Regions from separate parts of the Mus musculus genome. Here region 1 is linked to region 2. The links are chromatin loops, found by intact Hi-C in ENCODE. Cell type or tissue: heart. All regions are shown on one strand. Each heading gives the region's core, and the rest is flanking DNA. Links, peaks and the distances in the headings are about the cores only. Region 1 holds the start of Zmym2 (zinc finger, MYM-type 2). Region 2 holds the start of Cenpj (centromere protein J).

The links. Hi-C counts contacts between places; a loop is a spot of excess contacts. Peaks named below come from ENCODE experiments on the same cell type or tissue, not always from the same donor. Only the 100,000 strongest peaks of a DNase experiment are listed, where the experiment ranks them.
Region 1: a loop joins it to region 2, with 2.4 times the contacts of the local background. A loop is called at or near these places in 4 of 42 quality-filtered maps.

Annotation. Positions count from the first base shown.
Region 1 is chr14:56,883,952-56,894,070 of GRCm38, reverse strand. Zmym2 (zinc finger, MYM-type 2) reads right to left here and starts at 7,468. Exons shown (of 25, transcript NM_029498.4): 1 at 7,373-7,468; 2 at 6,214-6,276. In heart, for the core only: CTCF peaks have their summits at 4,105 (motif pointing left), 5,902 (motif pointing right), 6,727 and 8,661; DNase peaks (open chromatin) are centred at 6,020, 6,930, 7,660 and 8,440; H3K4me3 peaks cover 3,161 bases; H3K27ac peaks cover 2,116 bases.
Region 2 is chr14:56,569,494-56,579,612 of GRCm38, reverse strand. Cenpj (centromere protein J) reads left to right here and starts at 7,767. Exons shown (of 17, transcript NM_001014996.2): 1 at 7,767-7,875. Parp4 (poly (ADP-ribose) polymerase family, member 4) reads right to left here and starts at 3,994. Exons shown (of 35, transcript NM_001145978.2): 1 at 3,883-3,994. In heart, for the core only: no CTCF peak of the experiment used is centred there; DNase peaks (open chromatin) are centred at 4,022 and 7,712; H3K4me3 peaks cover 3,025 bases; H3K27ac peaks cover 2,059 bases.

The DNA.
Region 1 (10,119 bases), core at 1,111-9,110, 310 kb before region 2:
TGGACTATTTAGCTAGAGCATTATGGGGAATTTTCAAACTTTAAGTTGGAAAGCTATTGCAAACCAGTGCTTAATAAATGGACTAGGGGCTGGTGAGATGGCTCAGCGGGTAAGAGCGCCGACTGCTCTTCCAAAGGTCCTGAGTTCAAATCCCAGCAACCACATGGTGGCTCACAACCATCCGTAACAAAATCAGATGCCTCTTCAGGAGTGTCTAAGACAGCTACAGTGTACTTACATATAATAAATAAATATTAAATAAATAAATAAGTAGACTAGAATGGACCTTGGAAGATAAAAATGTTCAAACTTTTGTCTTGTCTGACATTTCAGAGGGAAGAAAGACTATTAATAGAATTGTGCTGTATTTTGAATTATCGTTCTGTGGTTCCTGATCAACTAGGACTGAATAATCATTAGTGATGAATAAGAGGTCAGTATCACTAAAGCAACTCTTCAGGTAGTTATTTCTTCAGTGTCAGCATACAGAAGGGAGTTGGAGGGTGGACTCAACGTGACACCAAGGCTGCATCCATCATCCAACTGGTAGTCAAAACTAGGCAACTCATAAGAATCAGTCCACCTTGTACTGGTTCTGAAGGCATCAAAGTTAGGATTGAAAGATTCATGGAAAGTGGCTGAGGCCTGGCACCGTGTGGTAGAGGTAGAGTCAATAGAGAGGCCAGGAGAAGTCATCAATGAAAGTGTGGTCAGAGTTGCAGTGGAGAATTAAGATGCCAGAGACCCACAGCCATAAAACTTTCAGAGAACAGTATCAAGTGTGAAGCAGAGCTGGCCTGACCCTCTAAACACAAGTTATATGCTCTGTGGATGACACAACTAAAGAGGTAAACTGTCAAGCCATTTGGAGTCCAGAAGGTGACTGAGATGCCAAACACTGAGCTTCAGAATTTGGACTGCAGGATTTCGGATTGCTTTGATCTAGTATAAATATGCCTAGTTCTTCCCACTGAGAAGAATGGATATTACTGGTTTTTAATTTTATAGAGTTAAGAGACTTTGGACTTTTTAAAGAGATTAAACTTTTCAAGTATTGGAAATTTTTAAAGACTGTGACTTTGAAAATTGGACATTTTATCTTATGACACTAAGAAGATCTTATAAACAAGGAAAGAGTTCAAAGACTATGGCTTCAAGTGGTATGTTTATGTGTCAAGTGGACAAGGAATGGAGTATCCTAGTTATTTAGTTTCAGCTGTCAATGTTAACACAGCCTGGAGTCATTTAAGTATCAAATGAAGAGCTGCCCAGATCAGATTGTACCATGCCATGTCTGTGAGGAATTGTCTTGATTTATATGTTTGATGTGGGAGGGCCCAGCCCACTCTAAACAACACCATCTCTGAGCAGGGAGGCCTAGGCTGTTTAAAACTAGCTGAATAGGGCTTTAATAGCACTCTGTAACCAAAAGCAGAGGCGGGCAGATCTCTATGAGTTTGAGTGCAGCCTGGTCTACATAGGAAGTTCCAAGCCAGAAAAGCTATACATTGAAATTCTGTCCAAAAAGAAAAAAGAAGCAGGGCATGGAGGCACATGCCTTTAATCCCAGCACTCTGGAGGCAGAGGCAGGTGGATTTCTGAGTAGGTCAGCTTGGTCTACAAAGTGAATTCCAGGACAGCCAGGGCTACACAGAGAAACCCTGTCTCAAGAAAAAAAGAGAAGAAAGAGAAGAAAGAGAGGAAGGAAGGAAGGAAGGAAGGAAGGAAGGAAGGAAGGAAGGAAGAAAAAGAAAGAAGAGGAGGAAGGGGAGGACAGAGGAAAAGGGGGAGAGAGAGGAGAAAAACAATCCAGCAAGCAACATTCCTTCTTGGTTCCTACCCTGACTTCCTTCAATGATAAACTGCGACCTACAAGTATAAAATAAATGAATCCTTTCCTCCTCTAAGTTGTTTTTTGATCTGTGTTTTAATCACAGCAAGAAGAAAGATAGGAACTGTGTCTGAAAAAAACAATAAAAAAATACAAACAAACCACAAATCACACCATGTGATCAAGTATTTGTGGTACCTGATCAATTTTCTAACACTAAAATGGAATTTTTTTGTTGTTGTTTGTTTTCTAGACAGGATTTCTCTGTGTAGCCCTGGCTGTCCTGGAACTCACTTTGTAGACCAGGCTGGCCTCGAACTCAGAAATCCACCTGCCTCTGCCTCCCAAGTGCTGGGATTAAAGGCATGTGCCACCACTGCCTGGCTAAAATGGATTTTTAATGGTGAACAAAAAGTATTTTAACTTCATTTGAGAACTGATACGTTTTTTTTAAACAAGTTATTCATTTTGATGTGCATTGGTGTTTTGCTGAATTATATAGTATTTCTTACATTTTTTTTTTTGTCTGTGTGAGGATGCCAGATCCTCTAGAAACAAGTTATAGACAGTTGTGAGCTACCATGTGAGTGCTGGAAATTGAACCCAGGTCCTCTGGAAAAATGGTCAGTGCTCTTAATCGCTGAGCCACCTCTCCAGTTGCTAAACTGATATGCTTTTAAACAAAATAAAAGGTGTGCTATAATTCACCCTTTAAGATGATCAACTGTCTTTTTTACGATGAATTTAGCACAGGCACCAATGAGGATGCACTTGCTATTTCTATGTTCAAAAAAAAAAAAGTCAATTATTTTAAAACTAAAATATCCATCCAGGTACAACAAAATTGTCTAGATTATATACAAAAAAAATATACTGTAATGTTGCTCTGTACCTCATTCTTCAAACTTATGCATTTATCCAGCAACAATTTTTTTCTCACTGGCAACTTTATGAGTTACATGTACTTAGATCTGCACAGCTTTTGGATTTGAGTATCCTTGTTGTATACAGTTGCATGGAGTCCAGGCAATCTATTTCCTAATGAGAGATGGTCAAGAAAGACGGTCTGTCTCTGTCTGTCTGTCTGTCTGTCTGTCTCTCTCAGGGTATCAAGATACACTGAGGTGGATTACACATAGAATTCCAGCAGGACAAGAAATTAGTTTGAGCTTTCCTTACAATACCTAAAGACATAAAGATTCTTAAGATTTCTTATAAGAGCCATTTAACATAATAAACTATGTGTTGATGTTATCAGTGAACTGGGGACAGATATCAAAGCATAAAGAAACTATACCACATCTTTTGACAACAAAGAATTATATATTCTTTCTTACATTTTTTCCTATCACAGTAATACCAGTGCATGTTATATGAGCCAAAGATTCATTTTGTCACAATAGCACTGTTTGTATACTTCTGTACCTCAAACAAGCAAAACAGAATAAAAGCCTACAAAATAAATCCAATTATACAGATTTACGGTCTGACAAGATCATATCCATGAGAGCTGGAAATGTTCTATGTCAGCTTCTGTGGAGGACCAAAGTGGCTGACAAAGGACTGATGGAGTCAGGCCATGTCCAGGGGCACCTACCTATAATCCTAGCACCAAGACTGAAGCAAGAGAACTGCTGTAAAGTCTAGGCCAGCCTGAGCAACATTTACACACAAACACACACACACTCACACCCTTCAAGACTGTCTCAAAAAACAATCAAACAAAAAAACACCACTATGAAAGAGGAAGGCTGGAGGGAGGCCCAGCTATTAAAGGCCAGGCTTACAATCAAAGATCTAAGAAGGGAGGAGGGAAGATAAGTTAATCATTCATGGAAAAATAACAACAGCCACATGAAAGGTCCTGAAACTTAGTATCAGAATGACTTAGTTCCTAAAAGGACTTCACACTCATTCGAGGTTTATAGTCGAGCTAGGCACTGAGGTGGACACCTGCAAGCCCAGGACTTGGAAGGCTGAGGCAGGTGTATCTCTCTGAGTTTGGGCCACCTTGGTCCACAAAGTGAGTTCCAGAACTATATCGTAAAACCTCATCTCCAATAATAATAAAGTTCCTTCAGACATATACTGAAAAAAATTATACTGATACAAACAGCCTATACTGGTGTTGAAATAAGGTGGTAAAAAATCTAAATGAAGCAGATCATAGTGGCACATGCCTGTAATCCACCAACTAGAAAAAGAGGCAAAAAGAATACCCCCAAAGAAGGCTGGAGAGGTGGCTCACAACCACCGGTAATGAGATCTGATGCCCTCTTCTGGTGTATCTGAAGACAGCTACAGTGTACTTAGATATAATAATAAATAAATTTAAAAAAAAAAGAAGACCCCCCCCAAAGACATCATGTGCTACACAGTGAACTCAAGGCCAGTCTGGACCATAATCCTAGTCTAAATTAAATAAATAAGTAAATAAATAAATACCAACTGTTAACTATTCACCCACCCCTCAGAGAGTTCCTCTATGTCACCCAGGCTATGCTGGAACTCACTCTACAGACCAGGCTGGCCTCAAACTCACAGATTCTTCTGCCTCCTGAGTGCTGGGATTAAAGGTGGGCACCACCACCATCTAGCATTTTCTATTTTTTTTTTTAAAAGAACTGAACAGGATTCAAGCACTTTTTATGTTTCCACTTCCAAGCAAGAAAAGGTTATTCTGACTCAGTTTAAGTTTGAGATCTCCGACATGAGAATCCAGTCCAGTCCAGCTGCTGATGGTGGGCTCTGTCGCCACACTGCTTTGTGTTCAGAACCTGCTTCACTGGGTCCTTCCCAGGATCCTTCTACGCCTACTCCCTCCTCTGCAAATTCAGAGTAAAGACAGTGTTCAGAAGGGGAAAATATTATTAGCTATACTACCAAGTTCTCCTGTGGATTAAATTACTTAATACAAGTTTAAAACGTTTAACAATGGGTTGGAGAGATGGCTCAGCAGTTATAAAGTACAGTTTCCAGTACCCACATAGTGGCTCACAACAGCCAATACCTTTTTCTGACATCCTTGGCCACAAAGTACATGTATGTCACACATACATTCAAACAGGTAAAACAATCATACACATTAAAAATAAATCCAAGCCGGGCGTGGTGGCGCACGCCTTTAATCCCAGCACTCCAGAGGCAGAGGCAGGCAGATTTCTGAGTTTGAGGCCAGCCTGGTCTACAGAGTGAGTTCCAAGACAGCCAGGGCTACACAGAGAAACCCTGTCCCAAAAAACCAAAATAAATAAATCCAAAGTAACCATAAGCATCTATACTTATAACACACCTTTAAAAGTATACAAGTAACAACAGGAGCTGTACTGGGCTCAAGAGTAATATTTGGGGCTAGAACTGTAGCATAGTTGGTGAGGTGCTTGCTAGCGTGCAGGAAGCTGGGTTTGATTCCCAGCACCACATAAATATAACAAGAGGACACAAGTCATAGCACTTGGGAAGTTGAGACTGAGGGATCACAAGTTCAAAGTCATTCTAGGCTACGCAACAAAAGTTCAAGGTCAACCTGGGATACATTAGATGCCATCTCAAAATAAGTGATAGGGCCTGCAAGATGGCTGAATGGATAGAGGGGCCTGCTACATGAGCCTAACAACCTGGCTTGGATTCACTGAACCAATTAGACAGTGAAGGGTAGAACCAACTCCAAAAGTTGTCCTGACCTACACACTGGTGCTCTGGCATGTGCACCAACACAAACACACCATGCACTCACACACTATAAAAATTTTTAGAAATCCATAAAAAGCGTGACATAATAGAGAACTGGTCAACACCAGAGATGAAAGACTAAGTAGAGGACTGCACAGGTCTAAGCAGCATCTACTTGGTAAGATGAAAACAACAGATGCAAAGAACATGAAAGATCTAGAAACACGTCCACCTTCATGGTCAAATTCTGTCACTCAGACCAGGCATAAAAAGTTAAGCAGCTCTCCATAGTTGTCCATTACCAGAGGTCCATTAACCATGATGACAAGAAAAATGTCAAAAATGGTTGCATGCACTTCAAACCAAATAACATTAATTCCCACTCTGTAACTCTAGAGGGCACCAGAAATATGCCCTCCTTCCCAACACCCCTCCTCCCCACCGGTAACGTGAGCAGCTGCAGAAGCCCGTCGTCTGGTTGCTGAGGTTGGTATTGCAGCAGCAGAAGCGATGTCTGCAGCGGTGCAAACAGCAGCGCCCACTCCCAGCTGCCTCACCAGGCATCACTGGAGTTTCTCCCCGACAGCAGCTGCCACCCAAGAGAAGGCTCCTCCCCTTAAGAACAACCAGGAGGGCCAAATCCTATAGCTGAACCCCTATAATCCAACCACGTCCTCTGTTAATAAGCAAATTAGAAGAAAAGGACTCACAATGGTGTTTTCCTCACTTTCTGCCAAAGATGCACCAGATAGGGTTGAACGAAATTTCTGGTCCTGGGATAAAAGAGAAAAAAAAAAAGGGGGGGGGGAGAGAAATGGATGAACACCCAATCTGGTAGGAGCACCAAGCCGATTTCACCAGGAGGAGGCAGAGAAGGGACTAAGGGGTCAAGGAGGTTTGGCCCTTCTATTATTACCCCAAAGCCCACGCAAAACAGCCTACTACTTACTACCCAAGTGGAGTGAAATATTTTATTTGGAGCCAAAGCCCATGTGTAAGCCTCAATCTGCAGGGAAAGGGACCTGAGGGCACCAAGCCTGCTATGGGGTAGGGAGGGGGAAGGGCAAACATTGCCCCGACGCCAGCAAGGGACTTGCACTCCCTCGCAAGTATTACCACCACGGTTATTCCAGTCAAACTCAGCACCAATTTACAGGTAAAAACCAGTTTATGTCAACGATGGGCTGATATTGCCCATATTTGCCCCAAGCAGTTGCCCTGGGCCCGAGGTTTGCCCCCCCTGCAGTCCGAGACCGGCAGCGCTGCCTCCCCGTCCGCCATTAGAGACCCAGCCAAACAATACGTGAGGAGCAAGAGCCGCGCAGCACAGCGCCGGGGAGGAGACCAGCGACGAAGAGGACGCCGCAAGACTCAAAAGGCACCCCTTGCCATCGAAAACTTGGGGTCTCGGTTGGACAGACAGGGTGGGAGTGCAGCCCCCAGGCGGGAGGGCCAAAGGGCCCCTCCCCGGCCCGCCCGGCCGCCCGCAGCACAGAAAGGAAAACACCCCACGACCTCCGGCCGCTGCCGCCCGCACCTCGAGGCCCCCGCGCCCCCCGCCCCCGGCGACCGCCTCACCCAGCCAGCCCTGCCGCGCCCGCGCTCCCTCACCCCTCGGGCCGCACGCGAAGCCGCCCTGGACATCAGCGCGGCCCCCAGCGCACCCTCAGGCCCCGACGCAGCAGCCGCGACACCGGCCGCCGCGGGCTGTTAAGCCCGGCTCGGTGGGAGGCTCCCGACGCTGCCCTCACCCATCTCCGCCTCCCCAGTCGCCCCCGCCTCCGCCTCCTCCTCCCGAGGCTGCGCTGCTCCCAGCCACCCCCACTCTCCGCGGCCCTCGACAGGAAAGACGGCGGGGAGAAGCCTCACCGGGTTCTGGCTGCAGCTCCGCGGAACGAACCTCCCCTCCCCCGGCCCACCCCCCTTCGGCGACACGCACAACTCCGCTCGGTCCAGTCCCGGCTTTAGCGCTGGTGAGGAGGAGGCAGAGGAGGCGGTGGCACGGCGGGGCCCGGAGAGGCCCCGCCCTCCGCACGCTCATTGGCTGATGGCGTGGGCGGCACGGAATGCCTCGGGCAGGCTCCATTGGCCCAGTCGGCCTTCTTTCAGGACCCTCCTCGGTGAGGTAGTCACGGCGGCTGTCCGTCAGACCTGGGCCACGCCCTCGGGCCTACCGGCCCCCCCCCCCCCGCGGGCTGGGCCGGCCCTCCCTCCCTCCCTCTTTCCCTCCCTCCCTCCCTCCGTGCCCCCGCCCCGCCCCCACTCGCGGGGTCCGCCCGGGTCAGGAGCCCGAGTGGCGCTGCCCGCAGTTCGGCTCGCGCTTCGGCCCTGGGGGCGGGCGGTCTTCGTCGAGGCTTCCCGTGGGCCCGGGATCGGGACACTGGGTCTCGGCCTCCAGACGGTCGCCGCGGCCCTTTGCGACTCTGCTCGAGGAGAAACGCGGCCTCGATGTCCCGGTGTCCTCCCTGTCCAGGCCCCCAAGACCCGGGCGACTGGCGAGCCCGGCAGTGCCTGCGGCGGACCGAGGGGGCGAGCCCGGCTGCGGCCGCAAGGGGACTGGTGCGCTGGCGGCCGTGCAGGCGCTTCCACCTTGCCTGGCCCGTGGGAAGGGTGTCCCACCTCCGCCATGGCTGCGGCGGGAGGAGACGTCGGCCTCCATTTTGTGGGATCTGTTGGGAGAACTTGGGGCCCATCAGAACCGAACCCGTGGGGACGAGAAACTTGGCCCGGAACGAGTCCGATCGCGCTCTACCATAGGCCTTGTCCTCGGCCGCCAAGAGTTTGCGCGCCGAGATTGCGGCGGGGCCACACGACAGTGGTGACCCCAGACTGCCGCCGGGCAAGATGGAGCCCCGGGCTCCCTTAGCGGGCTCGCGCCCCTGGGACCTGGGCTGTCTGGCCTCGGCCGTCGGTGCCTGGCCGAGCACGCGCTCTCCGGCCTGCCCAGCGCCTGTCCTCCACGTTGGCGGGGCCTCGGGCCATCGCGTGCCCTTCGCTTCAGTCCTGGCTCCGTGGGCAGTGACCCTCTCATAGGAGTCCCACCGGGCGCATTCGGAGCGGAGCCGCTGGAGGGCGGCACGAGGGTCTTTTGTTCCTCGTCTACACCCACGTCTTTGGCAGAAGACTTGGTGCTGGATTTCCAGGACTCCCTGTAACCTAAGAAATGCACCTCGCCCTGGTGGTTGTTAGCGGGATTACAACTGATGTTGGTTACTTCCTCAACCAAATGGATGGATTCAATTAGATCTCTGAATTTCCGAATTGACAATACCGCCTATTAATGAGTCATATGGCGTTACATTGTAAAGCTCTCCAAGATGATAATGAACATGAAATTTTTAATGAAGTGAATTATTGATTAAGGTCTCAGGCTAATATGTAGACTGCAGTGGATACCATTTACAAAGGACAACCTGGTAGAAACAATCATTTTCAATTTTAAAAAAAAGTGCTTTCACCCTCATTTAAATTCCATACATACATTGCTCTTCTTTACCATTTGAAGACAAAAAAACTACAATAGGGCTGGTGAGATGGCTCAGTGGGTAAGAGCACCTGACTGCTCTTCCGAAGGTCCGGAGTTCAAATCCCAGCAACCACATGGTGGCTCACAACCATCTGTAACAAGATCTGATGCCCTCTTCTGGAGTGTCTGAAGACAGCTACAGTGTACTTACATATAATAAATAAATAAATCTTTAAAAAAAAAAAACTACAATACATATGAATCAGCTTTTCAAAAAGTATTTTTCAGAAAACTTTTGTAAAAAAATTATTTTTTTCAATACACTAAAACATTCTTAAATTTCATATTTCACAATACCATTTGACTTTGACATGTTTGATGTCACTATCACAACAGGAACATCTTAATAAAATTCGCTGACAACACGGAAGTATTATATGAGAATATGACATCTAGGGCCATAGTCTCTTTTAACTTTTTTTTCCATACACTATATTCTCATCACGTTTTCCCCTCCCCCAGTTTCTCGAACCCTCCTCCTCCTCACCTTCCTACCCCGGCTTCTTGTTCCTTCAAAAGATGAAAAAAGTCAAATAGGAAATTCGTAAGACCAAGGGGAAAAAAGAAGCCAAAATGTGCCAGGCATTGGTGGCACACCCCTTTGATCTCAACACTTGGGAGCAGATACAGACAGATCTCTAAGTTCAAGGCCAGCCTGTTCTACAGAACGAGTGAGTTCCCGGACACAGAGAAACCTTATCTTGAAAAATCAAATAATACCAAAACGGAAAAAAAAAAAAAAGTCCACAAAGCAAAGCATGGAGTTGGTTTGTGTTGGCCAATACTCCTGGGCACCTGGCCTACCCTAAAGTGTGGTTGATAAACTCTATGACACGCCATTGGAAAAAACTTGAGTTTCTGTTTGCCAACAGATACTAGTTGCAGGTAGCTTCTTGATTAGGAGTGGAACCCCAAGTCCACTTCCCCCTTACAGTGCTGAGATTTGAACCCCAGCAGGTCCTATGAGTTCTGTGTCGGCCTCTCTAAAAGGTCAGTCCTGGTGTTCCTGTGGAGTCATTCCCACCTCTGGCTCTTAAAGTCTGTCCTCCTACTGAATACTTCCCTGAACCTTGATGGACGGATCTAATGA
Region 2 (10,119 bases), core at 638-8,637:
CATCTAGTTTTATTTATAGTTGTTTTTGTCATCATGAGCAAAATCTTTTTTGTCTTCCTTGTTGTTTTTTTTTTTAATTTTTTTATTTTTCATTTCTCATTCTCTACCCCAGGCTGGCCTTGAACTCATGAGATTGCATACCTTCCCGAGTGCTGGGATTACAGGTGTGAACTACTACGCTCAGCTTTTCTTTCTTTCTCCACACGTTCCTCCACTGTTAGACGTTCTTAGTGTTTTTACTGTTTTATTGTCTAGAAAGTTCACTTGTAACAGAAAATCCCCCAGATCTAGAGAAAGAAAACAGACAGCCAAGTACAAGAGGCACTTAGAATTACAGACAGACAAGGCTGCTGAGGGTACTTTCCGTGACGTGGGCTAGGTAAGAGGTCAAAAGGGCACGGGAAGAATGGAATGGAATGTCAGGGAGAGGACCAACTGGCCTACAGAGACATGGAGTGACGTCGCCTCGGGCCCTCATCATCCAGTAAAAGCCTGGAAAGGACAGATTGCACAGTAATTGCTGAAAGTACATAACTAACCAGGATTATTGTATCCAGCAAGTATGCTTTAAATTTGATTGTGAAATAAGGGCACTTTAAGAAAAGCACAACACAAGGCAGTCCATGGCCAGTAAGCCAGCGCTGTGTGATACTGTCTTCTGGTGTGCAGGCAGACGTACATGCAGACAAAGTACCCATATACATAAATATTTTTTTAAAATATGTTTAATAAAAGAAAAAGAAGAAGTCAGTGCAATCTGAAGTTTAAACACCTAACGACTTACCCCCAACTTCTTAGAAAAGCAAGAAAAATCTGAAAGCAAAAACAGTAGTGGAGCAGAAGTGAATGAAATGGAGGTAAAGGAGCAAGACATGGGAACAGCCAACCAAAAAGCTGGTTCTCGGACAAGATAAGCAAGACTGACAAAGGCCTAGTCAAGACGACCAAGGTGAAGAGAGAGGGGCTGAGGTGTCACTCTGTTTGCAGAGTGCTTAGCAGAGTGCTGGGCTTGCCCCTCAGTGTCAGCTAAAACTGGTCATGGTGGCGCATGTCTACGGTGGAGGTAGAGGGGTCAGATGGTCAGGGTTATCCTCAGCTATATAGTAAATCTGAGACCAGCCTGGGTTACATAAGGCCATAGAGAGAGAATGGAGACAGACAGACAGACAGACATAGAGATGTAGGTAGATAGATATGGATAGAAAGCACCAAGTTAAGAAATTGGAGATGGAAACGGGATAGTATAATATCTTGAAATAAAATACAGAGCATCTTAGGCAATACTTTAACTTGTATTACAACAAAACAAAACAGTCCCTAGAAAATCTGGAAGAAATGAATACATTCCGAGATCTACTTAACTGACCAGAATTAAATCAAGAAGACATAAACAATGTAAGCAGATGCAATAGGCAGTTAAGTTGAAATAGTAATAAAATGTGCCCACTAAGTCTCACACAGTATGGGATGGTTCACAGCCATATTCTCCCATATTCTCCCATGCTGTTAAGAGGAAGGCGACACCAGCACTTCTCAGAATGCTCTACAAAGTAGAAAGGGAAGGGACACTACCACACTTATCCTACAAAGCCACAGCACAGCAAACCAGAGAGGACACAACAGCCCAAATTCTCCAACAACCACTAAATTTCTAAAGAATATTGTAAATCCATTTCAAGAACACTGTGATAAAGTTAGTTTCATCTCAGGAATGTAAGATTGGCTCAACACATCCACACCTATGAATATAGTACAAGGGCTGAAGAGATGTAATGACAAAAATCACATGACCACATCTGTAGACACATTAAAGGCCTTTGGCAAAGTCCAACATCCTTCATGACAAAGCCCCTGCAGAACTAGAGACAGAAGAAATGCATACCTCAATGTTTTAAGAGCTAAATACGGCAAGCCTGTAGCCAACATCACACTACATGGGGAATTTCCTCTAAAGTTAGAAAGGAGACAAGGGTGGCCATTCTCCACTCTTTTGAATATGGTGCTAGAAGTCTTACTGGACTAGTAAGAGAGAAAATAAGAGAAACAGACATGGGAAAGGGAACGGCCAACTCACCCCTATTTCTGCATGACACGATGCAATCCTCAAAAGATCCTAAAGACCCCACCAGACACTATGTGTTGCTGGGTTTTAGTGAATTTGTTTGGTTTGCTTTACATTTTTTTTAGCCTTGGCTAGCCTAGAACTTGCTATGTAGACCAGGTTGGGCTCGATCTCAGAGTTCTTTCTCACCCGAGTCTTAGGCTTGAAGGTGTGTACCACTACACCTCACCGGCCTGGTATAATGTTGAGATCCAATCTGTACCTGCTGGCCTAGAGCTCACTGTGAAGCTCAGGTCTCAAACTCATGGTGATCCTCCTGTTGTAGCCTCCAGAGTGTTAGGATTACTGGGGTGTGCCCCCATGACTGGCTTCTACCAGAAAATCCTTAGACTTGAAAAACACTTTTAGAAAAGTAGCAGAAAAAAACCAACAAACAAAACATAGGCATCCTTTCACTGAACCAAATACAAACGTGTCAAAAAGACCTGAAGGGAAAAAAGTCATTTCCAATAGCTTTTAAATATCAAACTCGAGCCTGGTGGTGGTGGTGGTGGTGGTGGTGGTGGTGCACGCCTTTGGTTCCAGCACTCAGGAGGCAGAGGCAAGCTGATCTCTGAGCTTGAGGCCAGCCTGGTCTATAGAAAAAGTTCTTGAGCAGCCAGGACTATACAGAGAAGCCCTGTCTCGAAAAAACAAAACAAAACAAAAAACTGCACAGTGGAGAGAGAAGGCTGCCTCGCTAGGGAGTGAACACCCACGTTTCTTCCTTTCAGCGTGTCGTAGGGGAGCCCATCACAAGCCGTCTTCCTATTGGCTGCCCTGAGACAGATCCCAGCTTTGATCCTGTTGTTACTCTTCCTTACCTCATCTCACTGCTTACAGTCAAACATGAAAGTCAGGGCATGAACCCCTGACAGGAACGTGGAAGCCGGTGGTTCTCAATCTTGACCCCTTTGACAGTGGGTTTAAGACTATAGGAAACACAGATATTTTTACTTACTATTCATAACAGTAGCACAATTTAAGGAACTGACTGGATTAAAGGCTGTGATTGGCATGTAAAGTGAGTAGATTAATTAGTGGTCAAGGAAGAACGCAGTTTACTGGCTTGCTTTCTGTTTCTGCTCACCTCATACAATCCAGGACCACCTGCCCAGAAGCGGTGCCTACAGTGGGCTAAGCTCTCTTCCTTCAGTTAGCAATCAAGAAAATGCTCTGCAGACACACCCCAGAGGTCAATTTGACGGAGGCGATTTCTCAATTGAGGTTCATTTTTTTCCAGGTGCGTCAATTTAACAACCAAGAATAGCCATAGCACCGGAAGTACCTTTAGTAGGACAGAGGCATAAATCCAACCTAAGGACAAATCTACGTGGGGCGGATTTCCTGGCCTTCCCCTTTTTCATTAACATAAATTGTAACTGCCATAGGTAAGGCCTAGACAGACTAAGAATTTCTCTATTCCCAGTCTTGGCTAAAACTGCAAATTAACTCACCCCATCTTTTTTACTTATTTTTTGTCTTAATAGGACCCGGAGCTTAGTCAGATTCGGCTAAATTTCAACTCCAGACCTCAATGAGTTATTTTCTTCTACCAAAAGTTTCCTCAACTTTCAGAAAGTAAAGAAATGTTGCGTTCTGTTGCAGTTATTTTCCCAAAACAGCAGTGGGTCTGATGGCGCAGTCAACATTGACCTCCCCTCCCCTGGCACTCCCCTCCTAGGGCCGCTGACCCTGAGCCAGGCCTCAGAAGGTCAAGACCACCAGAGACTACCGGGGACCCTCGGGCTGTCAGACAGCCTCCTGGGGTACCCACGCACCTGCTCGGAGATCCCGCCTGGCCCTTCCTGGTGTCGGATGGTCCCCTCCTCCGTGCTCCGCAGCCAGCGTTCCAGCCTTGGTGCTTCCGCTCCAGGCGCAGCCGGGTTAGGTGGGGCGCGGCGGGGCGGGACCGTGGCTGCGGCTCCTGAACACCGGACCTACGCCCCTTAGAGGGATGTCCTGCGACTGTCCAGCTGGGGAGAAGGCGTGGCCTCAGCTTTCCAGATCAGCCTAGCGTTCAGGACTTTCACTTTCTTTTTCAGAGTGTAAATTGCCAGTAGGAGTAAACCCAAAATTCGAATCTGGGAGACTTGATGGATGGGGACTTTTGACAGAGAAATGATTACGGATTGGGGTTAAATAGGGTGCTGGAATCCCAGGGCAGGTAAGAAACAAATTTCCCAAAGGGGCATCAGAGAGAATTTAGGACTGAAGAGCTAGGTCATTGGTAGAAAGCTTGGCTAACATTTGTGGGCCCCTGGGTTCGATTTTCAGCAGCAACAGTGGAAGAAAATGAGAACTTCTGAGTTTGAAGCGCACAATAGCATCCATCACTAATTGGAGACGCTCAAACGATGGGTCTAGGGCTAGACAGCTCAGCTGGTTATTTGCTTCACATGTGTGGGCCCTGGGCGCTAGAATCAGAAATGTACTGAGTAGGGACTGATTTAGAAATAATTCCATTAATAATTTCAGAATATGATGAATGAAACGAGACTATAAGGTCTAGACTAGAGAATTGAATGTAAAAGGTGAATTTTGGTGACATGATTTATTGGGTGCTGTCCTCAGGTGCCAAATGATCTGGAACTTATTATGTGTACTAGGCTAGGTAGCCAGTGAGCACTAAGGATCTACCAGTCTCTTCCTCCCAGCACTGGGGTTACAAGCACATACCATTATGTGTGGCTTTATATGTATATTATATGGCTTTATATATAGTATATATAATATACTATATTTGTTTGCATGCATACACATATGTGTGCTTATGATTTCTCTTCTTCTTTGACATGACTGGGTATAGGACTCATGTCATCAGGCTTGTAGGGCAAATACTTTACCCACTGAGCCACCTAGCCAGCTTCCAGCTTTTTCCTTTTTAAAATGGTGGGGGGGTGTGTTACACTCCGGTCTTTATGCTTACCAGGCAAGCACTCTAGGGACTGAGCCACCTCCCCCTCCCTAGAAACGTCTTTACTGGACTGAGGATATGCTTCAGCAGGTTAAAGTGCTGTGTGAAGCCCTGGGTTCAGTCCCTAATACTGTATTAAAAACAGGGTTGGTGGTATATGTGTGTAGTCCCTACAGACTGGAGGTACAGACAGGAGGATCAGAAGTCAAAGATCTTTAGTGAGTTCTTAAAAAGCAAAGCAGAAAAGGAGACATTTTTACTGTACTACTAGTTTCTTGTCTTATTGCTCTGATAGAAGCAGCTTTTGGAAGGAGAGGGTGTGCTGGCTTACAGTCCTAGGGTGTACAGTCTTTCATGGCAGGGAAGGTCTGACTGCAGGAGCAGGAGGTGTCTGATCGCATCTTGCCCACAGTCAGAGGGTAATAAGTGAAATGATGAGTATTGTCTGCTTTCCCTTTAATTCCATTCAGGTCCTTAGCCCATGGGATGATGCCACTCATGGTTTTGGCACAGCTTATCAATGGGGGTGGGGGTGGGGTCACACAGTCAACAGTTGAATAATGTGCTGTGTGCTACTTATTTTAATTTTATTCTCCCCCCGCCCCAGGATAGAATTTCTCTGTATCACAGTCCTGGGTGTCTTGGAACTCACTCTGTAAACCAGAGTGGCCTCAACTCACAGAGATCTTTCTGCCTTTTTGAGACAGGGCCTTTCTATATAGTCCAGGCTGCTCTTCAGCTCTAAGTAGCTAGTTCAAGGCTCTTCCTCTGCCCAAGTGATTGGATCATTATACTCTACTTTTAAAATATAGGTATGTAGGTTCCAGGTGATAACTTCCATATTAAATCTTTTTTAAAGATTTATTTATTATTATATGTAAGTACACTGTAGCTGTCTTCAGACACCCCAGAAGAGGGCATCAGATCTCATTACAGATGGTTGTTGCTGGTATTTGAACTCAGGACCTTCAGAAGGGCAGTCAGTGCTCTTAACCGCTGAGCCATCTCTCCAGCCCTTTATTAAAATCTTAATAGCTACTTTAAACTTGAATGTGGAGACATGCTTTGTGGCACATACTTTGGGAAGTGAAGGCAAGAAAACTAGGAGAGAGAGAGAGAGAAAGGGAGAGAGAGAGAGAGAGAGAGAGAGAGAGAGAGAGAGAAAGGATGAGTGTGATAAAATTTGTTTATTCAGACAACAAGCAATGTGGCATAACATACTATACCAAATAAAATGTAGGCAGAAATAGTAGAGAATATTGTGATTATTGTCAAAGACACACATTTTAAGAAAATGATTTTTGGGCATGGTTTCAGGCCAAAAGAAGACCATTTGAACCCTCATTCAGCATCTTAAGTTATTAATTTACTGACTAATCAGCTTAGGGCAGTGGATGGAACTCAGCCTCTGGTACAGCAGGCAAGGTCTTTGCTACCCACTGAGCTCCATTCTCTTGTCAACATTTTAGGTGTGTGATCTTGGTAGTTTTGAACTTTGGCTTTTTCATCTATGATGTAACCTAACAAAACAAAGCAAAACAAAAACTTTTCCCGTCTCCATGTTTGAGGTGTCTGTACAAAATTTTAATTATCTTTAATAATATTGATTTATTTGAACTAATTAGTATAAAGGGCAATTCTTCTTGATGACCTTTTTATATAGAATCTCATGTTAACATACTGGCCTCTAACTTACTCTATATTGGAGGGTGACCTTGAATTTCTGATTCACCTTCCCCACCTGAGAGACTGGTCACCAATTTTGGATTATACAGTGCTGAGGATAGAACATACTAGGCAAGCATTTGATCAACCGGAGAAGAGAAAATGGGATGGCCTAGTGGTTATGGGCATTTGCTGTTCTCTCTCCCAAGATTGGGTTCAGTTTCCAGCTCCTACATGGTAGCTCACAAACATCTGTAGCTCTAGTTCCATGGGATCATGGGATCAGATGGCCCCTATGACCTCTACAGGCACCAGACACACGTCAGGGCACATACTAACATGAAGGCAAAATATGCTTGCACATAAAGTAAAAATAAAATAGTAAAATTATATATTTAAAAAACAGATGTTAGTTTACAATATTGTTCAAACCTAGTCTAAAAACTGTGGTAGCTTGAAGTGTTGTAGCATCCTAGATTAAAGGGTCATGTCTGTATTTTGGAACCCCTCTGGTGGCAAAACAAATAAACAGTGAAATCTGCGCTCAACATTCCATATATAATTTTAATATCTGCACTTTCAATATTCCATATAATTTAAACACTGAATGCACACACTTTGTGCAGCCATCGACTAGCCACATAATAGATGATTATTTCCGGAGTAAATTTTTCCACGGTTATCTTCACTTATTCGTCCTACCAATGTCACTTTTTTGTTTTAAACAGGTCTTTATTAAATCAAACCCATTCAAAGAGAAAAGCGAAGACGACGAAACTCTCCCAAACCTGTCGTCTTTTAGATTCGGTTTGAATCTCTGTGTTCCTGGCACAATGGAGTACGCTCTCTGTTACCGCAGGGGTCAGATCTCAATCGGTTGACTTCAGAACAACAGCTGTTGACCAGTGCCCGCCGCAAAAGAGCGCGCATAGAGCATCCCCTAGCAACGTTTATGGCGGTGTTGCTGGGAGTTGTAGTTTGCATGTGTCCGAGGCGCCTGCGCGCAAGCTCACACGGACTGTAGGAACTACATTTCCCAGGAGTCACTGGACCAGAGTTGGGCGGGGCCGGTCCAGGAGGCGGGGCTCTGGCTGCAGCGATGGTTGTGGCGGCTCATTCGTAAATGCCGGGCCAGCTAAGTGGTGACTATCGCTGGTCGGAGCGGTCTGAACAGCTGTTTCTTCGAAGAACGGTAACTGATGGGCGGAAGGAGCGGAGAAGCCCGTCCGCCGCCCGGTTCCTGAGAGGCCAGCTTGGGCTTTGGGGCTGGCATGGCGCGGAGGGCTTGGCGCCCGCGGGCGGCGGTGGTTCCGGGGCTTAAGCCCGCTTTGTTCTTCCGAGCACCCGGGGGATCGGTCCTCAAGGGGGTCGGCCGGGGTGCGTGTTTCTGTTCCGGGCGACACGCTCGCCGGGCCGGGTGCAGTGGCGCCGCTTGCAGTCTTTCAGGAGGCCTTATCTCGGCTTCTCCAAAAGCTTTGTTGCTTTCAAGAAGAGTTGTGTTTCAGGGGAGGCGGACCTGTCAGCTGAAAGTTTTCAGGGTCTGAATTGTCTCCTCGTATCTTCCTCAATCAAGGTCTGAATTGTCTCCTCGTAACTTCCTCCTTCTCCAGTGCAGATAATTTATGTTTTGAACAGAAAGATGTCAAAGCTTTCAATTAGTCGATTTTTTTTTAAAGGCAGCTTTACGTACAATTAACTTACGGTAATGACTACAACTTCATAAGCAGGTGGTGTTGTACCTCAGATTTTAATATCTGAGTTTACATAACATACTGTCCTAGACAGTCTATTATTTGTAGTTTACCTAGGCCTTCGTATAAGTAATAAAAAACAAATTTAGGGGAAAATTTTTGGCGTTCTTTAGACAAGGGCTTGTTATGTAGCCCAAGCTAGCCTTCCACCTCAAACACTGTATTATAGGTGTGTATCATCAATACCCAACTGTGAATCAGTATTTCAATACTTAAAACTGGCAGTACGTATAGTTTTAGGACCACAGTAATGGACTTGTAGCAAAGGTATGGAAGTTTTAGTGCTTTTTAAAAAAAGGTGTGTGTGTGTGTGTGTGTGTGTGTGTGTGTGTGTGTGTGTGAAGACGATGTTAAGATGCTGCCCTAAACCATTATTACACTTTGCTCAGTCTAACAGGGAATTGTTGACGATTTTCACATTACAGAGTGACTTTCTTTGCAGCTTGTTTACTGTCTAAATTAAGATTTATTTAGTTTTAAGATTACCTTTTACAAATATTGTTGTGTACATGATATGTGTTGGATTTCATGCATGTTCTGCATGTGTGGAGGGCAGGGGACAACTTTGTAGAGTCAGTGTCTCCTTTCACCTTTATGTGGGTTCCGGGACCAGCTCTGATCGCCAGGCGTGTACAGTTTGCACTTTACCCACTGTGAGCCATCTCTCCAGCTCTGGGTTTTCTTGCTTTTGTTTTGTTTTAAAGACAGTCTCTCACTTTACACTCACACTGTCTTTGGGACTTGCTATGTATCCAGACCGGCCTCACCCCTGTGATGACCAGCTTCCTTCCTCAGTGCTGGCATTATGCTTGTGAGACCCCATGTTTGATTTAAACATTTTTTTTTTTTTTTTTACTAAGGATGTTGAAATTTAACCAAGGTTAACTGAAAACTCCCTTCCTTGCCTTTACAGGTAGGTTCCTAATGTAAAAACAATTAGGATTATCTTTCTTACAACAGATTACAAGGAAATTACTATTCAGGAATTAACAGTTACTGGATAGCTAGTTAATGCGTGCTACTCTTTTTTGTTTTTTTGTTTTTGTTTTTCGAGACAGGGTTTCTCTGTGTAGCCCTGGCTGTCCTAGAACTCACTTTGTAGACCAGGCTGGCTTCGAACTCAGAAATCCACCTGCCTCTGCCTCCCAAGTCCTGGGATTAAAGATGTGTGCCACCACGCCCTGCGCGTGCTACTCTTAAGTGTATGATGCAGTGTATATACTCCCTGCAGGCTGGAGCCCTTTCTCAGTAAGAACCAGCCCCTATCTTTCTAGGTGCTCTAGTTTGGCTCTCCTTGTTATGGTAGAAAACAACTAACTGAAAACAACTTGGAGTTTATTTCAGCTTACATGTTGTGGCCTATCATCCAGAGAAGCCAGGGCAGGAGCTTGAGGCAGGAACTGATGCAGAAACCATGGCAGAGTAATGCTTGCTAGCTTGCTTCATGGTTTGCTTTCTTATATGACCCAACCCACCTGCTTATGAGAGGCATCGCCCACAGTGGCTGGGCCCTCCCACACTAGTCATTAATCAAAAAAAATGCCCCCAACAGCATGCCTAAGGAAAGCAACTTGATGGCCAGTCTGATGGAGGCAATTCCTCAGGTGAGGTCCCATTATCTTCAGTGACAAGAACTAACCCCCACACTGGGTATCTGCCATTCTCAACTTTATAATTCCATTTTT